Linked DNA regions of Mus musculus: region 1 is linked to region 2. A link is a loop called in an ENCODE intact Hi-C map of the cell type or tissue named here. Cell type or tissue: heart. All regions are shown on one strand. Links, peaks and the distances in the headings refer to the core of each region. The heading gives the core; the rest is flanking DNA.

Region 1 (5,378 bases), core at 254-5,253, 160 kb after region 2:
GCGTGTGTGGCTGCGTGTGTGCATGCGTACATGTGTGACCCTTCAGTTAAGTGCATGTATATGTGTAGAGCCCAGCACTCTCCTGAGGTGTGCTCAAGGCAGCACACGTGAGGCCAAGGCTCCTGCACATCCCAATTAGCGAAGCCCTCCTGCTGTGGTCAGGGAGAAGAGTCTGGATTTGAGTTAGGGCTAGCTAAGTGCAGGCTGCTTTTTCATGCGGTCTCTGCAGATCTGTCTCATTAGCACCCTAAGGGCAATGGGAAGTTGGAAAGCTGCTACCATGTGCACAGTTGGTATTTTCTGCTGTGTGTAGCGGTAGCAACCATTTTATTTACCCAAGCTTTTTTTTTTTTTTTTTTTTTTTGCATCTCAGGATATTAATTGTACTTAATCGGGGAGGCTGCTAATGCTGAATTATTTTAACTCTGCAGGGAGCCAGAGCAGGTGTGTCCTGGTTATGACTGCTGATCTACCAAGTAGTTTTCTTGCTACCCGAGTCACAGGACAAATGTGCTTTGCCAATTACGTATATATAGCCCAGTAAGGGGAGAAAAATGACCTTGAGCCCCCAAGATCTTGATGGTTGCTTTCTGAAGTGTATTCACCTATTGAAGATGCACCACCGCCCAGGCCCAGGAGGAATACTGTCCATTTTTAATCCCTAGACAATTATTTCCCCTGAAAAACAAAAAAGAAGTCACCCTGAAATAACTGAATCTGCCCTGACTTGCCAAGAACTTTTTTTTCTTGGAATTAGATTTTCAGAAAATAAAGACTTTGTGGTATAGCTACCAAAAAATGTGAAGGGTAACAGAACTTCTAAGTTTCCTTCTATGTCAAGAACAACTTGCTGTTATGAACTCCACATGTGTTTAAAGGGGGGATATCAGGGAAAGACAAATACAGATTTTAAGTAAAATGTAAATTTTTTGTTTGCTTTTTGGAGACAGGGTCCCATGTAGCCCAGGCTATCCTCAAACTCTTCAAGTACCCAAGGATGACCTTGCAACTCTAGATCCCCCTGCTAATTCCTCTCCACGCTGGGATTCTAAGTGTGTATATGCAAGCCTGGGTAAAAGTGTCATTAGCTAATTTTGTTCTCTACTCTATTGAGTAATTATTTTGTAATCAAACATGTGCTCATAAAATACCAGAGTTTTAGAAAGATAAGCCTGGGCACAGAAAACAAAGTTGACCTTTGATAGAATCTTGCATTTCTCTTTAAGTCCTAGAGTCAATGTTCACTAAGGTTTTGATGTGATAACAGTGGTGGCCTGGTACCCAAAGTGCTGTTAGGAAGTTCTTCTCTGAGGTCACCAGCTGTGACTGCCATTGCTACTTCTGTGACAGGAACAGTTTCTTGTACATCCTCCGATGTAGCTCTGGAGCCCTCTGTTGCTGGCAGTGCTAAGTTGGGTAGGCCAGAGGTTAACATCGGATGTCTTTCTTCAGCACTCTCTACCTTGGATTTGCAGGCAAGGTCTCTGATTCTCCTGGAACTCCACCAAGTAGTCTAAGCTAGCAGGCCAGTAAGTCTAGGGGTCTGCCTATGTCCTCTCCCCAGCACCTTTTACAAGAGCATGCTACTGTGCCCACCTTCCAACTAGGTGTTAGGAGTAGAGTGCAGGTTCTTATGCTTGGATGGCAAGTACCACCAGCTGACCCATCTCCCCAGCCCTACTGACATTAGGTTTACATAATTGTTTTAAAGGCTAAATGAAGTCAGCTACATAAATCGCTAAGGTAAGGGTTGGACAGATGTCAACTGGATGACAAAGAACACTGGCTGCTCTTTCAGAGGATCCTGGGTAAATTTTCAGCATCTTGTGTGGCAGCTCATAACTTATCTGTAACGTCAATTCCAACTCCTCCTTCTATTCTGGTCTCCATGGCTATCAGGGATGTAAATGGTACACATACATAATGTAGGCAAAACACTCACACACATTAAAAAATGCACTAGGACACATCACACCACTGCTGTGTCACACCACCCACCCCCCCCAATCCCCCGAAACACATACCCATGGCATCTCAGGGGTAAAGTGGAGTCCTCTTAGCTTTGAGAGTCACTCTGGAGGAATTTATCACCAGATCATGAAAGTCTAGGCTTGGAGTGGCTACATAGCCTACAAGCCATGCCTTAGCGCAGAGCAGCCAGACGGGAGCTGTGCCCATCCTTGCTGAAGGTTCCTAGCTTTGCTGAAGGGTCTGGAGAGTTAGTACTCTGCAGCGAGTCTCTGATGTGGCCCTACAACAGTCAAGTGCCAGGAAGTGTTAGGCCCTGTAAGGACCGTGGTTCCTCTTACACTGTGTAACTCAGTTTCCCTTTCTCTCATAGCACGCCCACGGGACTGCAGAAGCCTTCACACCCACCCAGCACGCTCAGGTAAGAGATTTTTCCTGGATGGGAGGGTTTCTAGATGACAGATCTTCATGATTGTGTGTGTTACTCCAGGTTGTGCCTTGCTTAGTCCATCCTAAAGTCCCAGTCTTCTATATCTTCCTCTTCTTTTCACTGCTATTTATTTTGGGTGTCTTTAAAAATTATTTTTCTCTCAAAGTAGCTTACTTTTATGTATTTATATGTGTATTTTTTTCTGTCATAATACTTTACTTTTATGTATTCGTCGTGTATGTACCTTTTGGTAATTTAAAACATGCATCATTTAAATTAGCATTCATTAAACCCTAATTTTAAGCTAAAGGTTACTCTGAGGAGGCAGGTCACTCTGCTTTTCCATTGCTAATCCTAACCACAGTGCTTTGAGGTTTTTTTCCCCATATGAGTCCCTTAAAGAAGAGAACTTTTTTTTTTTTTTTTTTTGTAAATGTAAGTACCATTTCTTCTGCCCAGTGTAGTAGCCCGCAGTCATAGTTAAGCCCTTCGTATGTAGGAAGCAGCCAATGTTCAGTTGTCCAAACGCAGCCAGGGAGTTAAATCCAAAGCACAGAAGGTCAGCAGCAGGCACAGCACAGGTGAGCAGCTAGAGATGCAAATGGTAATGAAAAAAATGAAGATAAATAGACCCATCCCCTGCCTAGGCTCTCAGGGATTCATGCCTTCCAGATGATTTCCAAGCTAGTGGAATCAAGCAAACCACTGGCGTACAGATGCTAACTATTGAGTCTCTGCTCACCCTGTTTTGCTTTTGTCATTGTCTTTAACATGACAACACATTGTGAAGCACTTCACATTGGTAAGAGAGTGTGTTGTGTATCACCTGGATTGCTCCAGTCTTCCATTGGCGTCTTTCATCCATACTAAGCCAGCTTCAGTCTCCTGGTGCAGAAGTGTAAACTTAGCCTGCTTCTGTGTTATGAAGTGTATCTAGGAACTGGGGACAGAACTGGTGACCATATTATTCTGGGACAGAAAAGACAATGGATTTTTTTAAAGAAGATGTATTTATTTTTATGTACTTGATGATTTGCCTGCATGCATATTTGTGTGAGGGTGCCAGATCTCCTGGAACAGGCTTTAGAGACAGTTGTGAGCGTCATGTGGTGTTTGGACTTGAACCTCAGGTCCTCTGGAAGTGCTAGTGCTCTTAATGGCTGAGATTTCTCTCCAGCCCAAGACAATGAAGTTAAATATCTGTGAGGATTCAATAAAGAGACATGCTTCTTTGAGGGTGTATTTTCAGAACCGGGTTTCTCAGCTGCTGACTGACATCTGAATCACTTGTTTGACTAGAGGAGATTTGTGATTTTATTGGGGTGGTGGGGCAGGGTTTAACGGCCCTCCGAGTGCAGTCATGGTTGCAGGCCCTTACCTGTCATATGAGCAAATGCGCTGAGAATTTCAGTTCTTCAGCCCCGAGAGGCCTGATCTAAGGTCCATTCTCGTGCTATCTCTGTGTGTGGTTGTTGTGATCTAGCTGGTGTCCACTGTTCTGGGATCTCTAGGTATGGGGTGTCTAGGTATGTGAAATTTTGATTACGGTTTCCTGGTTGTCTGTAGGTGACATCGCTAGGCTGTGCATTTCTGTAGCATGCTCGTGACAATCCCTTTCGCCTCTGTCCTTTAATGTCACCTCTGTCCTTTTCTGATTATAAGTGGACTCAGCTCCAGGAAAGGGCCTCTCAGAGACTGACACTGCGTTTTGCAGCGCGAAGTGTTTTCATTTTTCTGAGACTATCAAGGGGGCCAGAGCTTTCCTTGCGATCTCCGAAATTGTGGAGAGGAAAAGTTGAGCTCTGTTTGCTGATGGGGCGTTGAAATGGTCTACGGGAAAAGGGAACGGAGACAAGTTCTTGGCAGGGTTTATCACCTGCCTCTCCCAGCCCCAGCTTCTGGCAAGCACGATTAGAAATTGACTCCTCTCCTCCAAGATTGCTAGCTTGCTTGCTGCACGCTGCCTCTCCGTAGTTAATTCGCCATCTCTCACACGTGTTATCCCCAAATCACAGAACTCATTAGAAATCAACAGCATGAATTTGGTCAGTCACATTTGCAGGATTAGCCAGATGTAAATCTGAGTTGCAGTTGGGAGGTTTCCTGTGTGTCATTTAAAAATAAATAGACCTCTAGCTTTGAGTAGAAACAGATTAAAAAAGGAAAAAAAAAAAACCTGACTTTGTGGAAAACACATTTTATTTTTCCAGTTTAAAAAGAAATGGGTCGGAGGGAAGGTTTTTTTCTTTTCTTTGACATCACTGCTTGGTTTAAGTCATGTTCTTTTCATCTCCCTGCTGCTTGCATTTGGGGTAGAAATAAAGTCTCAGTTTCACCTCCCAAGATGAGGAAGTTTAACCGTTGGTTCAGGAAATGATTTGTAACTGATAGCAGAGGCCTGAAGCCTGACTGGAGTCTGCCTGGTGAGACAGGCCCTCACCTCAGCTGCTCAGTAGGTTGAGACAGGAGGGTCTCAAGTTCAAGGTCTAAGCAGGCGTTAGAGTGAATTAGTTCAACACCAGCCCGGGTAACTTAGCAAAACCCTGTCTCAAATATAAAGTTAAAAGAGGGCTGGGGATGTAGCTCCATGGTCCATGCTCGCCTTGCCTGGGCCAGGGCCTGGGTTCTAGCCCCAGCTTTTCAAACAAACCAAACAAAACAAAATCTACCTGTGTGGTCTCCAGCAACTGTTTCCTTCTGGGGAAATAAACACACATTTTTGTGTTTCCCATACCACTTGGTGGAAAATCCTTACCATACAAGAGGTTATTTAGGTTGTATTGACCTTGACCGTGTTTGATTTTTCTTGCCCTTTGAAACAACACATTTCTCACAAAGAGAAACTGGAAGGATGGAGTTTTTATTTCCACGTGATTACAACATATGATTTATGTGATTAGAAAATTTCTGTTTTCTGTTGATATGCAAATTTCCTGCCAGCAGTCCTGAATATCACATGCCACCTGTTTCTAATTCCACA
Region 2 (5,378 bases), core at 63-5,062:
AACCATTGGCAGCTGTTACACAGACATTTTCTCCTTTTTAGATACCTATAATTACACCAATTATGCCAATCATTGATGTTTATAAAGGATTTAAATTTTTACACACCCAGAAGAGCCTGTCAGAATGCTGCATCCAAGGCAGAATACACCCCACAGAGGGGCCTATTTGACCGTCACAATTGCTTCAGAGAGTCCCTAAATTGAGAGTTAGCCCTGCGAGTGAGGCTTCTTGTTAGCCTGTATGTCTCAGGCAAGCTAATCCTGTCACTGGGGTAAAAATCTGTTTGGTTACCAACCACAGAACTCAATTTAACTTTTCAAAGGGAAGAATAATGGGCCCAATTCAATGAAATAGGTCTTCTGAGTTTACACCCTCTTCACTGCTCAGCACCAGATAAGTGGGGAGGTATTCTGCTACCTTAAGTCTCTGCCTCCCAACGGAATGAAGGACAAGGAGCACCCAGTTAGCATGCCAATCTGGCCCTGGAGAAACCAGTCTCCCTGCAAGTGCCTCCTAGCTGTGATGGCAAAAGAAAGCTCAATTTGTATATATATCTGCCTTTATTTAAAGGTTTTGCTCATCATTTTTTTTAATATAATAATCTTGAGAGTTAAAAAAAATTACTACATGGGAGCTAAAGATGTAGCTCAGTTGGAGAGCGCTTACACAGAGCCCTGGGTTATAGATCCACGCTACTGCATATGGTAAGGCGTGTCTGTAATCCATAGCACTCAGGAGGGGAAGGCAGGAGGACTAGGAAATCATGATCATCCTGAGCTACGTATGAAGGCAGGCTGGGATGTGTGAGGTCCTGTCTCAAGACAAAATAAAATTGCAAGAGGTTAGTGGTATGTGCCTACAATTCCAGTACGTGGGAGGCTGAGGCAGAAGTATTGCAAGCTAGAAGCCAAGCTAGAGCTACATAAGGAAGCTGCCACCACCCCCACCCCCCAAATTCCATGGGGATGTGGTTATAGCTCAGTGACAGCTTAGCCTGTCTTTAGACTCATGAGTTTAATTCTCCACAGAGCTGGACAGGCCGATTTGCCTACCAGTACACCCAGCACTCAGGAGCCTAAAGCAGGAAGTTTGCCCTAAGTTTGAGGGCTGCATAGGAGTTCTGGGCCAGCCAAGGGTACCTATCAAGATCCTCCCTCAAAAAGTCAAACAAACACAGGCATACACAGACGCACATGCACCTAAGTAGCCTGCCAGGCAGAACAATTGTTTTTTTGTTGTTAGTGTATACAAGGTTTATCTGGGCTTCCAGTAGAGCATGGACATGCTCTGTCTCCACACCTGGAAATTCAGATTTACCACGCTGAGGTGAAATTCAGACCCCTGCATGGCCTTAGTTAAGCACACATGTTTCTAATGCAGGCAAAAACATGTCAGAAATTCATTATCAATGTGTTTGCAAGCCCTTGCTTCAGAGGAGGCTTGTGTTGTGGGTGATACCCACTCCCATTAGGGGCGGAGGAGATTCTGGGGAAATGGCAGATGCCTAGGTTTAGCCACCAAAAGACAGAATTAATGCAATTACTCTCTGTGCTAGTCCAGAGAGAAGGAGAGGGGTATGGGGAAAGCGGGAGTGGGAGGGAGGGAGGGAGAGAGAGAGAGAGAGAGAGAGAGAGAGAGAGAGAGAGGTGCTTCATTTCCAGTCGGCCGCAGAATTTACTTATAATTGTGCAGTGTTTAAAGCAGCACATTTGAACACTCGATGTTTTTACAGACGGCTCACAAATTCAAGGAGTTATTATTACAGATATATTCAGTGTTTTTACAGACATTTAATGTCCCTTGGAACATTACATTCCTTTACAAATCCCCCTTCTGTCAAATTCTCTAATTTAATAGGATTATCCCCTAATGGAATGCTTTAACAATATTTCTCAAGTTAAGGTCTGAGAACCATCTATTTATTATGCAATCCACAAACCATATGCCGACCTTTCGTGAAAATGTTATCTGAAGCTGTCCAGGATGTTCATGTAGAGCTTCAGGCTCGTGTGCACAGTTGCAGGATTATCTTCACCAAGATGGGAGCGACTCAATAGCAGAAGCTCGCTTTCAGAGTTCACGTCGGCGGGTTCTGGGCATTATATGGATTCACTACTTTACTTGACTCTAGCCAGATCATGTGCAAATGTATCCAAGGTCACGGAAGCCAGTGAGCAACAGGAGAATGTGACCTCCTTCATGAATACAAACCAGGGGCAGCATGGAAACATGGCGTTGTGCCCGGTGGTAACTGGCACTCAGTGAACTACTGAGAGCTTAAAGCGTCTCTTCAGATAACTTCCCAGCCAGGTTTGCCAGTGCTTTCCCTGGGGACAGAGGGTCAGGCAACCTTCCAGCTGAGTCCTCTAAGTTCTTGAGAAGGGATGTTGAAGACCACAAGCTTCATCATTCAGCAATGAGCCTCTTGCTGACATTAAGGCTCAGCTGGCAAAGTACTTGTCTACCACGCACAAAGCCTTAGGTTCAATCCCAGTGCCATGTAAAGTCTATGCAGGGCTGTGCACAGCTGTCGTCTCAGCATTCCAGTGGTAGAATCAAGAGTACCAAGTTCAAGATCACCCTTGGATACTCAGTGAGTTCAAGGCCAACTTGGATATAGGAAATAATGTCTCAAAATAAATAAACTAGCAAATTACTAATCAGAATAGATGAGGTGGCTCCATGCATATAAAGGGACTTGCTCCCAAGCCAAATGACTTGTGTTGGATCCTTGGAACCACGTGGCAGAGGAAGAGACGTGACACTCCAAAGTTGTCTTCTGATTTCTACATGTGGACTGTGGCATGTGTGTAGAACCTCCCCCCCCCCCTCAACCCCAGGCACAAGCATACTCACACAAATAAATAAATAAGATATGATAACTTAAAAAAAAAACACCAAAAAAAAAACCCCAAAAAACAACTACACAATCCATATGTGTCTCACAACCCCCACGTCTTTCTAAAGTCGCAAAATCTTCTTGGAAGTTGGTCATGCTTAGATCTATTCGTCCTCTATTCTGTGGATCACTTTTGTGGGTATAAAGGCCCCAGCATCCCTACCTAATGTTTGTGGAACTCAACTTTCGAAAGTGGTTTTGGCTGGCACAGGATGACTCTGATCCTCTTGCTTCAGCAGTGCACAATCATTGGTCCAGCTCAGCTCCATTTCATTGACACACTAGCAGGGAGAAAGGTTCACCTTGTGTTTGGGGTCCTCTTATCTATGTAAAAGATGACAGCTGGTTGGGCAGCTGGTTAGGCCAGTCCTGTGCACAAGGAGAGAAGGGGAAAGAACCGTGCGGATCCTTTAAAGTTAGGGAACAGAAAAGAATGTTGTCCTTGCTTTCTTGTCCCCTGATGTAGAGAGAGGTCTTCATCTTTGACCCCTCTCTATCAGCTTTGTTTCTCAGTAGTTGGATGTCTTTATCCCACCCACCACCTCCACCACCACCACCACCACCCCTACCACCACCCCCACCACCACCACACCCCCCCACCACACCCCCCCCTCCTTTTTTTTTTTTAATTGGCTTGTAGAGAGGAGGGAGGTGGAGGAGGAGTTGAGGGCTCAAAAAGAGAGTCCTGCAATTAGCAGGAAGGTGATGGTGCAGTTTTTACTTTATGTTTGTAAGTTGAGTAAAGTTAAGATGCAAATTGTGATTTTCCTCATACACATCACACACACACACACACACAGACACACAGACACACACACACACACACACACACACACACACCTCAGTCCCTCCCCCTCCTACTGTTCCTGTTCCTTCGGGTGTTTTGGCCCAGTTGGAAGCTGATATTTAAAAGACATTTGATCTGCCTAATGGAAGCGGAAGAAAACAGGGATGACATCAAGGGGATTTCTGAGAAAGAAATTCTGAAACACAAGGGACAAAAGAATGAGTCACCAAGGCAGTCATGAGAACCGGCCTGCTCAGGCCTCAAACAGCTTGTTGTTGTTGTTGTTTTGGTTTTGTTGTTGTTGTTCTTGTTTGTTAGGAGAGATTGACAGTGTCCTGTTCTGGAGCATTTGGGGGTGGGGTCAATGGGGAACCTCTGGCCAGTCTTTCCTCCTGAGAATGCACCTGGGGGTGGGAATGATATTCAGGGATAAGTTCTGAAATGCACCTTTGGAAATATAGGTGGTTGGTACTGGAGGAACTACAAAGGTAAAATCCTGTGACAGAGGCTAGTCTGTGTCCTTCTCACCCCTGTGACAGAAAGGGGCAAGTTCTTTTTCTCAGACTCTGGCCTTCCAGGAGTGTCTGAGTAGCCAAGAGATGACCTAGGGCAAGTCTGGGGTGTGTAAGCAGGGAGGGAGGCAGGGTGTGTGTGACTGGGCAATTTTCCTGCTGGACAATGGGGGAGAGGCCATTGATGAGCAGCCAATTCCTGTTTCCTTCCTGTTTTGTGGGCGGAGGGTATGGGATCAGGAGCAGCTGGGGTCAAGAGGGAAAGGCCACCAAGAGGCTGACCATAGCCTGACATCCTAAGCAAGGAGACAGGTTGAGAGGAACAATATCCACGGACTGGTCCAACTCTTGTCTCACACGTGCTTGTCAGCAAGCATGAGGTCCGGAGTTCGATCCCCAGCGCCACTCCTAGAACACACACACTTACACATACAAATATTTACACACATGGATACACTTACACCATGTACACACAAACACAGATGCACAGACACTCACACACACACACACACACACACATACACACACACACACACCATGCATACACACAGATACACACACACACACACACACACACATAGCATGTCTGAAGAATCTGCAGATCTTGAGTTTCAAAGTAGAAATAGAGACTGCCATGAGAATCTATGCGTTGGAATAGAGACTGCCATGAGAATCTATGCGTTGGAATAGAGACTGCCATGAGAATCTATGCGTTGGTTTATTAAACTTGACATTTGCCTCGGCTTGAGAAGGCCCATTTGAAAACAAGACACAGTTTCACTGAGCATGGTCGTTCTCCATGCTATTTCAGACTTACATTTTCAGTGACCACAGCGTAGGATGAAAATCTCGAATATTTATGGAATTTACTGAGGAGCCCTGTAATCTGTCCTTCTGTCTGAGTCAGTCTGTCTGCTCACTAGGACACAGTCCTACAGGGACTCAGAGTCAAAGTTGGGCAGACTCGGGGCCACTTCTCAGCTCGCACCTTCAGGTTCCTTTCCTGAACTGTTGAAACTGGGCAAACACAAGGACAGAGCTGTTCTGCTTTTTCCTAAACTAAGCCTGGGCAGGTCTGTCACTGCTTCTTTACTCTTTGCCCCTGGGGCATGCTTTAAAGTCCCGCCCCTTCCCCAAGCACGTGGCTCCAAATCAGGTTCAGGTTGTGTAACCTTCCTC

The links. A loop is a pair of places that touch in the nucleus more often than their neighbours do. Peaks named below come from ENCODE experiments on the same cell type or tissue, not always from the same donor. Only the 100,000 strongest peaks of a DNase experiment are listed, where the experiment ranks them.
Region 1: it touches region 2 in a loop (2.6-fold over the local background); 1 of 42 quality-filtered maps calls a loop at or near these places.

What each region holds. Positions count from the first base shown.
Region 1 is chr13:28,769,630-28,775,007 of GRCm38, reverse strand. 2610307P16Rik (RIKEN cDNA 2610307P16 gene) reads left to right here. Exons shown (of 8, transcript NR_045054.1): 3 at 2,342-2,389. Among named protein-coding and RNA genes, the nearest start is that of Mir6368, 61 kb to the right of the region's middle. In heart, for the core only: no CTCF peak of the experiment used is centred there; no DNase peak of the experiment used is centred there; H3K4me3 peaks cover 469 bases; H3K27ac peaks cover 905 bases.
Region 2 is chr13:28,930,460-28,935,837 of GRCm38, reverse strand. No RefSeq gene overlaps it. Among named protein-coding and RNA genes, the nearest start is that of Gm46406, 12 kb to the left of the region's middle. In heart, for the core only: no CTCF peak of the experiment used is centred there; DNase peaks (open chromatin) are centred at 2,247 and 4,377.